2 separate regions of the Mus musculus genome follow, and region 2 is linked to region 1. The links are chromatin loops, found by intact Hi-C in ENCODE. Cell type or tissue: gastrocnemius. All regions are shown on one strand.

Evidence for each region. Peaks named below come from ENCODE experiments on the same cell type or tissue, not always from the same donor. Only the 100,000 strongest peaks of a DNase experiment are listed, where the experiment ranks them.
Region 2: it touches region 1 in a loop (1.9-fold over the local background); 4 of 42 quality-filtered maps call a loop at or near these places.

What each region holds. Positions count from the first base shown.
Region 1 is chr15:96,661,955-96,669,954 of GRCm38, forward strand. No RefSeq gene overlaps it. Among named protein-coding and RNA genes, the nearest start is that of Gm22045, 5.8 kb to the right of the region's middle. In gastrocnemius, CTCF peaks have their summits at 4,140 (motif pointing left) and 4,946 (motif pointing left); DNase peaks (open chromatin) are centred at 4,127, 4,936 and 7,303; H3K4me3 peaks cover 860 bases.
Region 2 is chr15:96,596,579-96,604,578 of GRCm38, forward strand. All of the region lies in intron 4 of Slc38a1 (solute carrier family 38, member 1), which reads right to left. Among named protein-coding and RNA genes, the nearest start is that of Gm32457, 19 kb to the left of the region's middle. In gastrocnemius, no CTCF peak of the experiment used is centred here; DNase peaks (open chromatin) are centred at 3,799 and 7,896; H3K4me3 peaks cover 385 bases; H3K27ac peaks cover 613 bases.

The DNA.
Region 1 (8,000 bases):
GGAGATAATGTGGAGGGAAAGGGGGAGGGGAAGTGATGGGGAGGGGAGGAGGGAGGGGAGAAGAGAGGGAAAAGGGGAAGGAGAGGAAGGGGAGAAGAGGAGAGGGGAGGGGAGGGGAGAGGAGAAGAGGGGAGGGGAGAGGAGAGGGAGATTATAATTAGTGGCTATTTCTAGGTGAAAGGGTTTAAGGTTTGCACTTTTTTCCTCTCTACTAAGTTTTGTAATCAGAGAAATGCCAGACTTTGTCTTTAAAAAGACAAGTGACATTCAGGGTTTCTATTTCTCCTGTTAGGTGTTTGAATCTGAATTAAAGGCCCCGGTCCCAGCTGAGTTTCTTTAGAGGTGGTTGGTATTCATGCCTGGATTTTTCTGCAGCGTCCTTTTTACCAGGTGTGGCGGGAGGGAAGATGTGTTACCTGTGTGTAGCAACAGTCAGTAGAGCACTGTATGGTGGGAGGGAAGACCTGCAGGGAAGACGTGTTACAATGTAGACCCGCTCAGACTGAGCGGACAGGAGGCATATTCCCCGAAGCTTTGCTCTTTGGCCTTTCTCAGGGATGCCTATTTTAAGACCCAGCCAGCTTCACCTGCTGCTCTTTCCAGATGTGTCAGAATGCTTGCTCTATGGTTCTTCTGTAGGGTGTGTAAACCAGCAAATATAGTAATGATAAAACAAAGCAAAATAAACAGAAACAACAACAACAACAAAACAGTTAGAGGTGTGGCTATCCTGACCTTTCAGGAAACAACTTTCAAGATGTTCAAGGTTGATCTTTCACTCACTGGAAAGATCGAGGGATCCAATGCCCAGGCAACAGACACCCTGAAAGCTGTACCCACCAGTGAGGGTTACCACTCTTACGCTTCTTAAACCCTAGAGGCTTTGAAGCTTCACCACTGTTTCTCTCAGAAATGTACTGATTTGTTTACACTGCTTTAAAACTCAGGAAGCAGGACTAGAGAGATGGCTCAGTAGTTGAGAGTATTTGCTTCTCCTTCAGAGGACCTGGGTTCAATTCCCAGCACTCACATGGTGGCTCACAACCATCTGTAACTCCAGTTTCAGGCGATCTAACACCCTCTTCTGCCCTCCCTGGGTTTGCACAAACATGGTGCACAAATATGAATGCAGGCAAAATACCCATACACCTAACGTAAAATTGAAAAAATGAAGAAACAGTGTTACAATAACCACAAAGAATGTTTTATTATAAGAAAGTAATCCATCATCTTAAAACCCATCTAATTTCAGTTTAAGGGCTTAAAGCACTTAGGATTACATTTTTATTTATTTTTTTATTAGGTATTTTCCTCATTTACATTTTCAATGCTATCCCAAAGGTCCCCCATACCCACCCCCCCCAATCCCCTACCCACCCACTCCCCCTTTTTGGCCCTGGCGTTCCCCTGTACTGGGGCATATACAGTTTGCAAGTCCAATGGGCCTCTCTTTCCAGTGATGGCCGACTAGGCCATCTTTTGATACATATGCAGCTAAAGACAAGAGCTCCCGGGTACTGGTTAGTTCATATTGTTGTTCCACCTATAGGGTTGCAGTTCCCTATAGCTCCTTGGGTAATTTCTCTAGCTCCTCCATTAGGGGCCATGTGACCCATCCAATAGCTGACTGTGATCATCCACTTCTGTGTTTGCTAGGCCCCGGCAGGATTACATTTTAAGAACAAATTTTATAATGAAAATTTGGTGGGAAACCCTTCTAAAATTCTACTTTTCTCAGGCAGCTGTTATCTGTTTGATTTGTTTAGTTCCAAGGTTCTTTTTCATTGGAAGAAACATCTTCAAGGTGTACATTTTAGTAGATGTAGTCATTTCTTGACCTGGGCCCACTTTGATTTCCCATTTAATATCATGTAAATCAGAGACAGTTTAGAGTAATGGTTAAAAGTCCAGGATATGAAGCAGGCTGGGAGCTTCATTACTGAGTTCCTATACAGTAAGAACGGAAAGTCAGCCTGGAGAAGCGGGAGACATCATGGCCTCATTGCCGTCTGAAGCTTCGATATGCTCCAAAGTCATATGCCGAAGGCTGGTTGGCCAGCCTGTGGCCTGATGTGATATGGTGGAACCTTAAGAAAATGGCATCCATAGGAAGGAGGTCAGCTCACTGGAGGAGTGTCCTGGAAGGAGACTTCAGACACTTTCCATCCCTTTTCTTCCTTTTCCCTCATTCCTCCCCTTTCTCTCATTCCTGGCTGTCACAGATACTTGACCCATGGTGTACTTCCTATAATGACATTGTGACTTGGTCCAAAGCAACAGAGCCAAGCAACCATGGACTGCGTGAACCCCAAATCACGAGCCGCCAAGACAAACCTTTCTTCCTTATAAGTAAGTTGTCCATATCAGGTATTTTGTCACAGTGACAAAAGTTTGGATAATATAAGCATAAAGGGAGAGTGCTTTAAGAGAGATAGGGGTGGTCTCTCCTTCATGGGGATATTGTGAGAGACAGCCTATAGAATGGAGAAAAAAATTGTGAACTCTATGTCAGATAGGAGATTAGTATTTAGATAGATAAAGAACTTAAAACACACACATACACAAACATCTAATGAACAAATGGGCTATGCATTGAATGTGAAGTTAGCAAAAGACCTATGAATGGGCCAGAATTTATTGAAAAAAGTGTTGAACACTGGCCATTAAGAAAATTAGTATTGGACTGGAGAGATGGATCAGCGGTTAAGAGCACTGACTGCTCTTCCAGAGGTCCTGAGTTCAATTCCCAGCAACCACATGGTGGCTCACAACACTGTAAAGGGATTTGATGGCTTCTTCTGGTGTGTCTGAGGACAGCTATACTGCACTCATATAACTAAAATAAATAAATAAATCTTTTTTTTAAAAGGAAAAAATCTTTTAAAAAAATTTAAGGGAAAAAAATCTAAAGCTACAACTACCATATGATGTATCTAGACCACTCCAGAGCGTCTACCTCAGGAACTCTAAATTAAGATACTGCAGAGATACTTGTGCATTCATATTTACTAGAGCACCGTTCATAACAGCCAGGAAATAGAGCCATCAGTAGATGGATAAAGAAGATGTGACTCAAACAGTGGGTAGAGCTTGGGGACTCTTATGGAAAAACAGGCAAGAGGATTGCAGTCCTTAAGGGGTCATGAGTTTCACAGGGTCAAGAACTCCACAGGTAGATAAGGTGGTAGACTGAACCACCAACCAAAGAACATACACAGGCTGGTCCTAGGCCTCCCTGCTCATATGTAGCTTGGCCTTCATGCTGGTTCTGAAAAACTGGAGTGAGGGCTATCCCAAAAGCTGTTGCCTGTACGTGGGATATGTTCTACTAGCTGGGCTGCCTTGTCTGGCCTCAGCAGGAGAAGATGCGCCTATTCTCATAAGAGACTTGTTGTGCCAGGGTGAGAGATACCCAGGGGGGCCTCCATCTGCTCAGAGGAGAAGGCAGGAGGGAGGAAGGATTGTGGGAGGAGGTGACCAGGAGGGGGCAGGGAGTGGGATGTAAAGTGAATAAACAACAACAACAACAATAATTCAAATATATATGTATATCTAATAATAATTTAAATAATTAAAATATATGTAAATATATATGTAAATGTATATATATGTATTTCATATATATATGAAAATGGACACAGTTTCTTTTTCATCTATACAAAGGAATGTTATACAACTGTGAAGAAAACTAAAGTCATGAAATTTGCAAGACATCAGATGCAACTGTAAAACATTACATTCCAGGAAACAAGCAGACTCAGACAAATACAACATAATGTCTCTTGTATGTAGGACCTGAATTTTTTATAATATATATGCACATGTATGTATATAAGTGAGTGTATTCATTTATGTGTGTGCATTATTAAACTAAATGGGATCATGGGAAGAAAGGAAGGAGAAACATGACAGTAATAAAATACAAATGATAGGAAAGAATAGGAAAGTATTGGGGGGGGAGGAAGGGAACTAAGGACACAATGGATAATGTGTTACAAAGTCACTATGAAGCTCGTTACTTTGTATGTTAACTTAAAACAGTAACTCTACACACCATTTAGGGGAAGCCTGTCTTTGCTACTTACAGAGCAAAGCCCCAAGGGTTGTTACGTGGGGTTAGGAAGCACTGCCCCCTAGAGGTCATCTACATGATCTAAGCAGACTGGTTTCTTATACAATAGAAAGTGGAGAGTTCTTGGAAGATGCCGAATGTATTTTCTGACTTGTGGAGATCCAAGAATTCAGTTGGAATGCACTCAATAATTAGTCATGTAAAAGGGTCTTACATTTGAGATGAATCCAACCTGAAAACTTCCTTCCTGAGTTCTAGTTTTCCTTGGTACCAGAAAACACTGTGCAAATTGCTAAGGGTGGAAAGAAATGAATAGTCCTACCAGCTGCAACCTCTATGAACCACACAATGAACGGCAGAATGAGACACCTGTAAAGGCACCATCGTGGCGCTTAAATGTCGGTGGTAACCAAGAGCTGTCTAACTGAACTTAATGCCTTCTTAACGGGAAGCAAATCATGTGATACTGAAAACCTAGCCAGTTTCCCAGAGCTAGTAAGGTCATGGACATTAGGGGAAAAAACCCCTACTATTGCCATTTTGCTAGACAGAGGTACATAATTCCTTAAAACATCGTAAATCCTATCATTATACCACAGATACAATGTAACCATCAGCCCTCATCAGTAAAGCCTCTCCTCACAGCAAATGGAGAGTATCCCAGAAAACTGCAACTGGATACAAAGTAGCCCCAACAGAAAATCTACATTGCAGCTCCTGCATCTATGGCAAAGGAAACATCGAAGAAGAATGTATGAGCCAGAACTCCATAGTCGGCTGTGAAACAGTCTCACCTAGAAGGATTGTACAAACAAAACCAGAACAGCGGCATTATCGATGGACCTGGACAGGGACGTTTCACAGGGTGCCCCCTAGCGGAGAATTACAGGAACAAGAAAGGCTGAGAAAGACAGAATTAGCCTCTCAGGGAAGAGTGCCCTAATTGGTTGTCTAGTACAGAGTGAACATCACTGGCAAACAACATAAACGGACACAACAGGTTATTTCTATATATTTATGTATACATATACACATATGTGCATGTGTGTAACAATAATAAAGAGAAAGAGAAAAGAAGCTAGCGATTTGAGAGTGGGAGGGACATAGGAGGGGGTTAGAGGAAGGCAAAGGAAGGGGAGAAAGTGATGTAATGTTATTTTAATCGAAAAAAATATATAAAGAAGTAGAAAAACCAGATTCTCCAATCTGCAAAAAGGTTTAACGGTAAAAGAGAGAGTCTCTCATAAAAAGAAAAAGAAAGGAAGTTTGAAGAAAATTTCTCTTTGATTAGAGATGTAATCTAGTGAGAGGTTCAAGAGTGGAAGAAGCCAGCATTTTCCTGGATTATTAAGATGCCGCTAGTGGAGTAGAAGCCCTTGATGGTGTGGGGCAGGACTCATCTGTGGCAGCCTTTTCCTACAAGAGCTCCTTGGAAGAGCAGGTGTGCCCAGCCTACTGAGAGTGAGGAGATGACCTAGAGCAGGGGGTGCTCAGTGGGCAGCAGAGTGATGGCTTTGGTGGACCAGGAATGGCTGAGGTGATAGCCAGGGAGGTGAGGAAGCTCTTCTGGGGCACCACTTACAACATGGGGGCCAGCGGGTTAGCCTCTTCCACCCCCTCCCTAACCCCTCCCAACCGTCTTCCTTTGGATTGCTCCTCCCAGATGATCTGTGGTCATGGGAACCAGAATTCTCTGTAACACAGCACCACCAGCCTTTAGGAAGAAGGTTCTGGAGAGGAGAGATGAGACTAGGAAGCACCAGGAAGCTGTCTCCTGGTTCAGACAGCCGGCCTCATGGAAGAATCATTTGAAGCCAGGCTTGGGCAGAAATTTGCAGGTAGCTTTGCTGACTCTGAGCTCTAACGTGAGCCATCATGTGGTTGCTGGGATTTGAACTCATGGCCTTCAGAAGAGTAGTCGGAGCTCTTAACCACTGAGCTCACCAGCTCTCTGAGCTCTAATGTAACAGCAGTTTCACCCCCAACTTACTTCCACCCCTTAGCTTCTGGCAGGAAGTTGTGTTTTTATTCCCAAAGAAGTGTATACACACTGGGGGAGGGGATGAAGAGAGGCAAATTAATAGTGATAGTCAATAAATTAACAAACCAGTATTGGGATGTGCTTGGTGACTGCTGCCCATCAGCACATAGGTACAAGGAAGCAGGCAGGATTGTGGCGCACCCCTTTCCTTACTGTGGGTCTCCCTACTTCTGGCTGAAGGAACTTCTAGAACATTAGAGAGTCCAGGGCTTTTTCCTCCCTTTGTTTCTCCTTCTTCTTCTGGGATCGGACACGAAGACTAGAGCGTTCTAATGGGGGCGTTGGGACATCTGCATGTCCAGGGCAGGATACGTGCTCAGAAGAAAACCTAGGAAGGCTGTACACGTTCACCGGGAGCAATGCTCTCGGCGCAGAAGTAGCCACTGCAACCAAAGCCAACAAGCCAAGGGAGGCAAAAAGCCTAACAGTGCTGAAGGGAGGAGGGTGTGCGGTGCAGCTTACCACACAGTCGGGCTGAAGCCCTAGGTTCCAACACCAACGAGAAAAGCACAAAGTATGCAGAGAACTAAGCATGCAAGATCTATTGGCTGGGTGTGACTGCACACTCGTGATCCCAGTCCTTGGGAGGCCGAGTCAGGACGGCAGGATTTCAAAATTACCCCCTGCTGTGTTAAGTTCCAGGCCAGGCTGGGCCTCACAAGACTGTTTCAAAAAAAAAAAAAAAACCAAACAAACAGAAAACTCATGTGTGTGGGGGGTGGATGAACCAAAAAAAATGTCTCTGAAAAACATTTAATGGTGGATCTTCTAGACTCAGACGTTAGAACCCTTGCCTTATAGGCAGGCACAGTATTGGTAGGTGCTCAAAGGACTGAGAGAGGATATGCAGAATATCACACACTAAACACACACACACCAGAAATACTTGAGACAAGGAAAGCTATTAATAAAGAGCTAGAAACTTAAAAATAAATGCCGGAGCAGAAAAATACAATAAATAATTTTTTTTAAATCACAAAAGGAATCAAAACCACGTTTGGGCAAGCAGAAGAAAGCCTTGGGAAACTTGAAGATAGGAGAAGGGAAATTGCAGAGACCTGCACTTAGAAAGGAAACATTGAAGAAATCCCTAATGAGGTCAGAAATAAAATCTGGAGTCGAAGGACCCAACCAATACCACACAAAGAACACAAAGGCACAGCTGAAGTAAGCTGGCCAGGCAGCTGAGCTTCTGCCAAAGGCCGTGCTGGTTGTCACTGCAGCAAGCACACAGAGCCAGAAACGCAGTGGTCTTTTATCCTAAGGTGAAGAAACTGTGTCTTACATATTTTTTTTGAGGCTGACTAGTGCTTTCTTTCTCTTTCTTTCTTTCTTTCTTTCTTTCTTTCTTTCTTTCTTTCTTTCTTTCTTTCTTTCTTTCTTTCCTTTTTTTTAATCCAAGAAAAGGAAATGAAGGAGATGAAGCAAGGGATTGGCTGCTCTTGATCACTCCTGGCCATCAAGTGTCAGTAATGGGTGGGAACACAGCAGGGCCATCATAGACAATAAGCTTGACACGGTGGGAGAGGCAAAGTAGTATCTGAAGTCACATTTCCTGGGGTCCTTCTTTTGATATAAAAATTTAGATTCCTTGTAACTATGTCCCTCAATTATCCCCTCTTTACTACACCAGCAAACTCTTCTTCAAATTTTACCATCAATTTTAGAATAAACTTTTTTTTTGTCTCTTTAAAAATAGGTCATTTTGATAAGGAACAGAAAAGAGATGGCTCAGAAAAGACTGTTTCTGTAAGTCTCTGGGCTGAGTCTGGAACACAGGTGATTGTGTTCCGTCCTGCAGAATCATGACTCAAACGTTACAGACAAGGATAGTAAAATGACGTCACTTTCCTCTTCCGGTGGCTGGACCATTGTGCAATGAGATTG
Region 2 (8,000 bases), 65 kb before region 1:
GAGTTGGACACCTTTTTAAAAAATACAACCCATTTTGAGATTAACTTTTCTGGCAGTCGTAACAACTTCTTCATTTTTTTTTTTTTTTTTTTTTTTTTTTTTTTGGTTTTGTTTTGTTGAGATTAGGCTAAGTTTACCCCGCTCTATCTTGTCTATCAAAGTGTAAAACTCCACATGCTTGTGTGTTCCACTTGATCTCTCAAGGCTCGGAAATCCTCCCTACTCTATACTGTTCACCTCCTCTGCTCCCGTCTGCTGTGTGCCTTCTTTTCTCCAGACCACTGGTGGGCACAGAGTCAGATCTCCTGAAATGCCCACCCATTAGCCAACTATGCAAGCCCAAACCTGCAGGTCAGACAGGCCGGTCACCTGTTGTCTTGTGACTCCTGTCTACCCAGCAGGAGGCACCCTTCATTTCTACAGGCAAGCCTGTCCTAAGGCAATAGTCAGCCCATCTCCCTTCTCTTGTGGGGATCCTCTTTCCACCCAGCAGCCAGAAACCTCCTCCTGTCTTAGTGCTTTACTACGAGTCTTCATAGTAGACTACAGGTCAGGCAGCTGATGGTTTCATTCATCTATCCATGCTCAACTCCCACATACAAACTAGCTAAGAATCAAAGAACTCACAATTAGGGTCTTGTCTGCAAGTTGTGTGAGAGACTACACTGCTATCTTGGTAAAATCAAGACACACCTATCTGCCTCAGACAGTCCTGTGACCAGGCTGGTCACACTTACCTCAAGGGTTGACCTCGTCTTGTGACTTCGAAGGACAAAGCTGGAGCTTTGTCCAGCAGCAGCTGTATGTAAATGCGCTGTTTATCCACTTACTCTAGGAGGCTGATCGAGCCCTTCAGAGGCACGAAAATATTCTCACATTCAGTCCTTGGGGGATACACCTGCCCTCCACAATCTTCTGAATGATCGTGACCGCGCGCGATTGTTGTTTAGACTTCTACAGTGTGTAAAGATTGTATAGGCAGGAGTTGGGGAGAGGGCTGGGTGAGTAACCTGTTTATACCTGAGGACTGGGAGTTCAGAATTCCAGAACCCACATGACTGCCAGGTGGGGGTGACAGTCCTTAGTACCTTAGTGCTCCAGGGGCAGAGATGGGATTTGGAAAACAACCTGGCTAGCCAGACTAGCTGAACGGGTGAGCCCTGTGTTCAAATGAGAGACCCTACCTTAAATATAGAACTAAGAGAATGACTGAGGTAGACGACACCCAGTGTCTACACCTGCCATCTACATACATGCACAGACGTGTATGTGCACCCCTGACACACATACAAACACAAACACATTTAAAAAAGAGTGTATAGATAACATATTAAACACGACTGTTCAAGTTGATGTGAATAAAACGGAAAGACACAGCAACAGAAGGAACTAGAATATTTAAGGCAATTAAAGTCTTCTATCTCTATTAAAATATTCTATATCACAATCGTGGTGATGATGTCGCAAGTATAATTGGGTAGACTTGCTCTTTAAATTGGGATTTTATTGTAAGGTACTCCTGAGCCACCATCACCAACAAGTATGTCATGACTCTTTAAGGGAGATGACAGTGGACTGGAAAGGTCTAATTATATGCCCAAGTGCCTGCAACACTCCCACCTCAGCAGCTGAGCCCTTGAAGAGAGGGAGATAAAACAGCAGCCATGGCTGTGAAGACAAAAGTAGCTCAGGTGGGGGTATCTGGGGCTTCCGCACAGCCGTGCAGCCGGAAGCTCGCACCTTTCTCTCTCTGAAGAACAGAGAGCTCGGCCCTGCCCGGCAGACTCTGCCGTGAGATGAGAATTCTATCCGGCTGGTCTGGAGTGGGTCCTGAGGCACTGGTGCTGGTGGTCTGTGGGCCACACCTGGAACAGTGAACTGTGAAACTGAGCTTAGCCTAGAGGCGTATATGTCCCAGCGGTCCCTGATTCTCACACTATCCATCTATACATACCTGACATGTTGTCTGTGTAATTAATAATAATTAATAAAGCACTTTATTGCTTACTAGCAAAAGCAAACTCTGGAGTACTTATCCTGAGCACTGTTCATATTTCACTCAGTGTTAGCATCCCTGTGCCCATTCACACGTCACTGAAGCCTAGAGAGGCTACAGAGCATGCCCAACACGGGAGAGCTAATGGGTCAGAGAACTAGGATCCGGACCAAGGAAAGCCACGGTTTTAAAAAGGCTGCCTTGCAGGCAGGCAAGGGTCAGTTATATATACAGCACCTTTCGTTTGTCTCCTTGTAGACAAGTCTAAATTCTTTCAGGAAAGAATTTATCTTGAACTAGCCCCAAGGTTGGTTGGCTATTTTTGTCTAGAAAGCAAAATGCGTCTCACTGATGTCTGGATCTAATATATTACCCCACAAAGAAAGGGGCGTTTAAAAGAGATGTGCATACAAACATAGAACCTCTGCAGGAGGTCTGAGCGTGGAGGAGGAAGCTGTACCAGTTACAGAGCTGCTCTTTACATCCACTTCCTGTCTCTATTTCCCCTCCCCCAGCCCCGCCCCCAGTAGGTTCGAGGGCTGTGGTTTTGTGAGGGACTTATAATGTGTAAATGTTGACACTGCCCTCCATCCGCCTCCACCCTACAAGGAGGACTGGCTTCTCCCTCTTTAAACCTAGATGTTTACCCATTTAAATCATGTTCCCTCTACCCCCTTCTGGCCTCAGAAGATGTGACTCTTAGTAAAAGGAGAAAGTCTTTGTAACAAGTGAAATGCTCGAGACTTGGGTTTCAATTCAACTGCCCAGAGCCTGCTGGATGTGGATGTGGAGCTCCATCCGCAAGTCCTCCCTTACTCCGTTTCCATGGGAACTCTGCTTGCCCAGAGACGAGAAGAGAAGCAGACATGAAGTGCCCAACTGATATGGCCCCCAACGCCCTCTCCAACCCTCCAAAGCTTAGTGTCACCTTAGAAAGGTTATTTAACCTCTGGGAATCTCAATTTATTCATCTATAAAATGGAGATGACAAACAGGATCCTTGGAATTCCATAAAATCATACGTAGTTTATGGCTTGTCTTATCTCTCTCTCTCTCTCTCTATATATATATATATATATATATATTTTTTTTTTTTTAAAGCAGACGTCAGGGATAGTGACCGTGAAGCTGTTCTCTTGGCTACTGCGCGCTGACCCCTTGATGGATGTTGATCTTTAACGATGTGCATCTAACAGAGCAAAGCAAAACTAATTGGACTACTGGATCAGGCTTCCTTTCTATTAAGTCAGCCAGTGCTCTGGAAGATGAAATTTAAGTTAGCTTATATTTAACCTGGGCTGCCGTGCGGATGCGTTCCGATATCTACTTGAGTCAGACTGAACAGAAAAGCGTCCTATGCACTGTGGAGCTGAATGACGGGGTGAAGACCGAAGGTCACATAGCTGTCTCTTGTAAATTAGGACAAAACAAAGGCCATGGTACTGCCCTCTGCATACAACCTGTACCACCGGCAACCAAGTATAAACAAGGTGAATTCCTGTGCATACACATGGCGCACACAGGCATACACAAACACACATGCTCCCATTCTCTGAGACCAAAGGGACTGAATTCTGGGAACCCTTTATCAGAGGCTTAACCCAAGCTAAGCAAATAAGAATTGAACTTTTGAAAACAGGGTTCGGCAGCCGTCTCCTACGCTGGCCAGCCCTCTCTGTTTACCAAACAGGCCCTCGTTGTGAGCATTTCTCTGTTTCTGAAAAGCTTCTAAATCAAATGAATTTCAATAGAGGGCAACGGCTCTAGCCCTATCCTTTCTACATGAATTCACAAGGTTGGCAAGCTCCAATGTGTCACTTCTCCCTTCAAGTGTCATTATTCCCAAACAAGGGCCTCTGAGGCCAGCGGGTTTTGCTGCCAGAGAAAGCGCATTTTTCTCTTCAGATCATTTCTAAGGAACTGCGACCAGAACTCCAAGAATTCTGAAAAACAAGTAACCGATTGACAAGAAGGGAGGTGGGCATGTGCCTGCCCGTGGACCTCCTAGGACCATCTGGGAGAGCGAAGTCTCCATTTTGATACTACATGTTTGTCTTTCCTTAGGAGTGCCCAGAACAGATGAGTTAGCAAGACACAAGAATCACTTTGATGTGTAGCACATAACACCATCCTCTGTTTAGAGCAAAATTATCACCTTGGCACACAGGGGCGGTGGGAGGTGTCATTCCATCACCCTGACCCCTTGAGAATATACCGGAAGAGATAATGACAGTTCAAGAACAGAAGGGTCAAGAGCTGTTGAAATGGCTCGGCAGTTAAGAGCACCGACTGCTCTTCCAGAGGTCCTGAGTTCAGTTCCTAGCAACCACATGGTGGCTCACAACCATCTGTAATGGGATCTGATGCCCTCTTCTGGTTTGTCTGAAGACAGGTACAATGTACTCATATACATTAAGTAAATAAATAGATCTTAAAAAGAATGGATGGCTCTTTGGAAAAGCGTGCTGCAAACTCCAACTCGGTGGAATTGTGGGAAGAAGTACAGACATTAGGGCGTGGTGTAAAAGCAGGACACAAATGCCCTGGGGATGGGGACATGGTTCAATTGGTAGTGTCCTTGCTGTGCGAGTCTCATCCCTGGCACCTGCATAAGACAGCCATGTGTGGGGTGGCTTGTGAGCCATCGCAGCACAGGGAATGTAGAGGCAAGCAGATGCCGGACGCTCTGACTCACCCCTCAGCGAGTCTGGTGAGTTCCAGGCCACCAAGAGATCCTGTCGCAAAAACCTCGGCAGATGACACCTGGAACGTGACACTCAAGGTTGACCTCTGGCTTCCTAATACACACACGCGCGCACCCATACATACATGTACACTCACAAACATGTCTTGGTAGAGAGGGATAGTTGGGGATAACATGTTCTTAAAATGACAGCATGATGTGGATCAAATTCTTAGAATGTATTAACAGAGGAGTTAGGTGAAGTGTAACTCAGTCTGTCACTCAAATATTCTGACCAATATACACAGATGTGCACAGGTTGTGCCCACGGCCCTTCCAGCCAATATTCACTGTTTCCCAACAACAGTGTCACATACCAATGTCACGTACATATGAACTACCCACAAAAAAGTTCTCTGTACAGTTCCTTAAGTCCATGTGACTTTTCTAAGCGATAGAATAATATTCGTGGACCGGCCACGGCTTTGCAGCCCATTTTCTGGTTGTAGACTGGGCATTGTCTGGCTGGGCTATCGCTTGGTGTTTAGTTCGATACCAGATGATTAAACGTTGTAACTACATCTTTGAAAGGGCTCTTTGTTAGTTCTTAAACTGAATTTGAGGGGACGCCAGGCAAACCAGGGAAAGCGACAGTGGTAGCTTTGAATGAGAAATGCCTCCTATGGCTTTGGGCATTTGAATACTGTCCCCAGCCTGGTGGTGCTATTTGGGGAGGTTTAGGTGGGACAGAGGAATGTCTCTGAGCGGGAGCTTTGAGAGGAAAAGCCTCTACCTCTTTCATGCTGTTGTGAACGGTGCGAGCTTTCCTCACGCCGGCTGCATGCTGCCACACTTCGACATCACCAGGACCTCTCAACACTCCAACCTCAAGACCAAATAAGACCTTTCAGTCTTGATGGCTTTTCTTTACACAGCAACAGAGAAGCAAGTCACACTGCTGTATGCCGCTCAGAGGGTTTATTGTTCTGCCACACACTTCAGGCAGGGAGTTCAGCCGCTGCTGCTCCACACGTTAACTCTCAGCTCTGCAATCTGCACAGTCTGACCCCGCAAAGCTTGTTCCCCTGTTCTGGGTGGAGGAGCGTATTCTTAAAGGAACCTCGGAACGATCACTCAGGAGTGCTGATGATCGCGTTCATCGCCCGAAAGCTGAACTACACCAGGAAGTGAACAGTAACCGACCGACATCCATTGTCAAGGCTGTGTTTTCTCTAATACATTAACAACAGGTCTGGTCCCCGAGGGTGACAACAGTGAAGTCCCGTGTTTTCGGATTACACAAGTCAGGATGGAATCCTGGTCCCCTAGATTCTAGCTCACAGTTACTAAGCCTCAGTTAAGTTTTCCAGGATAGTTCTTGGGGGTTACGTGGGACTAATACTTAGCCTGCAGTGTTGGTGGTGGGGACTTCAACGGGATAATGTGGTTTGTATATTTATCTATGTTACTGTGCAGTAAATGGTAATAAGTATTTAGTGACTATTAACCTAGTCCTCTATCTACACAGTGCTGACTACAGAGTTCTTTCTCTGCCAGGTGCTACTGACAGTGACTGCACCGTTCCTCACCCACGCAGACAGATACACACACGTGCACACGCATCGCACACTCAATCACCTCTCATAGCAGCCCTGGAGTCCTAGGGGCCGGTACCAATTACCACACCTCCTCCTACGTAGCACTTCAAACCATGTGCTTTTAGACACTTTCCCTGCCACTTTGAACAATGTGCTATTAGACACCTTCCCTATTTTGTTTCTACAGTCACTACCCAAGCAAGACAGGAACTCTTCATCTGATGCAGATAGACATCTGACACTATAATCAACTAAGTTAAACCTGAACTACTACTTTTGCAGACTGTAATGCTGTTTCAAAATTAACGGCAGCAAAGGATGGCTTACAAACTCACTGTCCATGATGAGCTACTACTATCTTGGAGGTTATCAGGGGCCTGCGCTCTTCTTTCAAGGTCTTCGGTCTAAAGGCTGGGCTAGGGAGATGTGTTGCAGAAGACAGAAATGCTGTGCAAAGCTGACAACTTAAGTTCAGTCCAAGAAGCCTGAGCAAAAAGCCGGATGAAAAGGCACACATCCGAAATCCTAGCATTCTACAGTGAAAGCCTGGGTTTCTCTGCGCAGCCCTGGTTGTCCTGGAACTCTCTGTGTAGACCAGGCTGGTTTGGAACTCCTGCCTCTGCCTCTTGAGCGCCGGGATTAAAGGCATGCGCCACCACACTCAGCTCAGTAAATTTTTTTTAAAAATTCAAAATGATTATAACTTTAAAAGTGATGCTGTTAAAATGATAGTAAAAATGTGTTAAAACGTCACGGAAAAGGATAGTTTACTGTCTAACCGGACTCCACAAGTATTTCATTTATTTAGTACTGTGAAAATTATATATTCTAAAGAGACCCAATTCCTATAAAATTTTAACAAAAATATTTAGAAAATGTAAAAAATAAAAATGGACATCATTGTTCCATATCAGTACTGATTTGCATTGTACATAAGGGCTGTTTGTGGAGATGTGGTCTTGCTATATATATAAAACCCAAGCTGGCCTTCAATTTGTAATCCTCCTGCCTCGGCATCCTTGAGTGATGGGATTACGGGCACGTGCCACCGATACTGATGCTCTGCTCAATACTAACTTTTTTAAAAATTGCATTTATTGACTTATTTCGTGTTGGGGTAGGTGCACACCCCACAGTGCACATGTACAAGGAGGTCAGAGGACAACCGGCAGAGGGTGGTCCTCTCTAACCCTGGTGAGTCCTGGGGGTCAAGCTCAGGTCAGCAGGCTTGTGGGCAAGGGCTTTCTTAACCTGCTGGGCTGCCTTGCCTGCCCTTCTCTCAGTTTTGCTACGATGAAGATCGGGGAATGCTTATTAAAAAAAGGACCCCAAATTCAGTAAAATACAAAAGGTAATGGTTTTCTTCTGAGAGAGCAGAACTCCTTTGAGTTTTATTGAATTAGGTACGGCACATGGTAAAGGCAGCCATTATGCTAGTCCAAAAACTGAACCCAAAACGTATCCAAGAAAAAGAAAGCACACCAAGAAGTTTCCAGACCCAGTGAAGAGCTCCACGCCCAGCCCCACGGCGACAGGAAGGAGCCTTCCCAGCTGAGGCTCTATGGAAGCCCGGCAGCCTGGGAGGCCCCTTCCCTGCTGGCCAGTGAGCTGGATCAGGGCCCCGGAGCAGCTGATACCTGAGGCTGCCAACTGCTGGCTGGCTCGGAGCAGCTGCAGGGGCAGCTGGCCTTTAAACAAGTCAGTGCTTCCTTGTTCTGAAGCT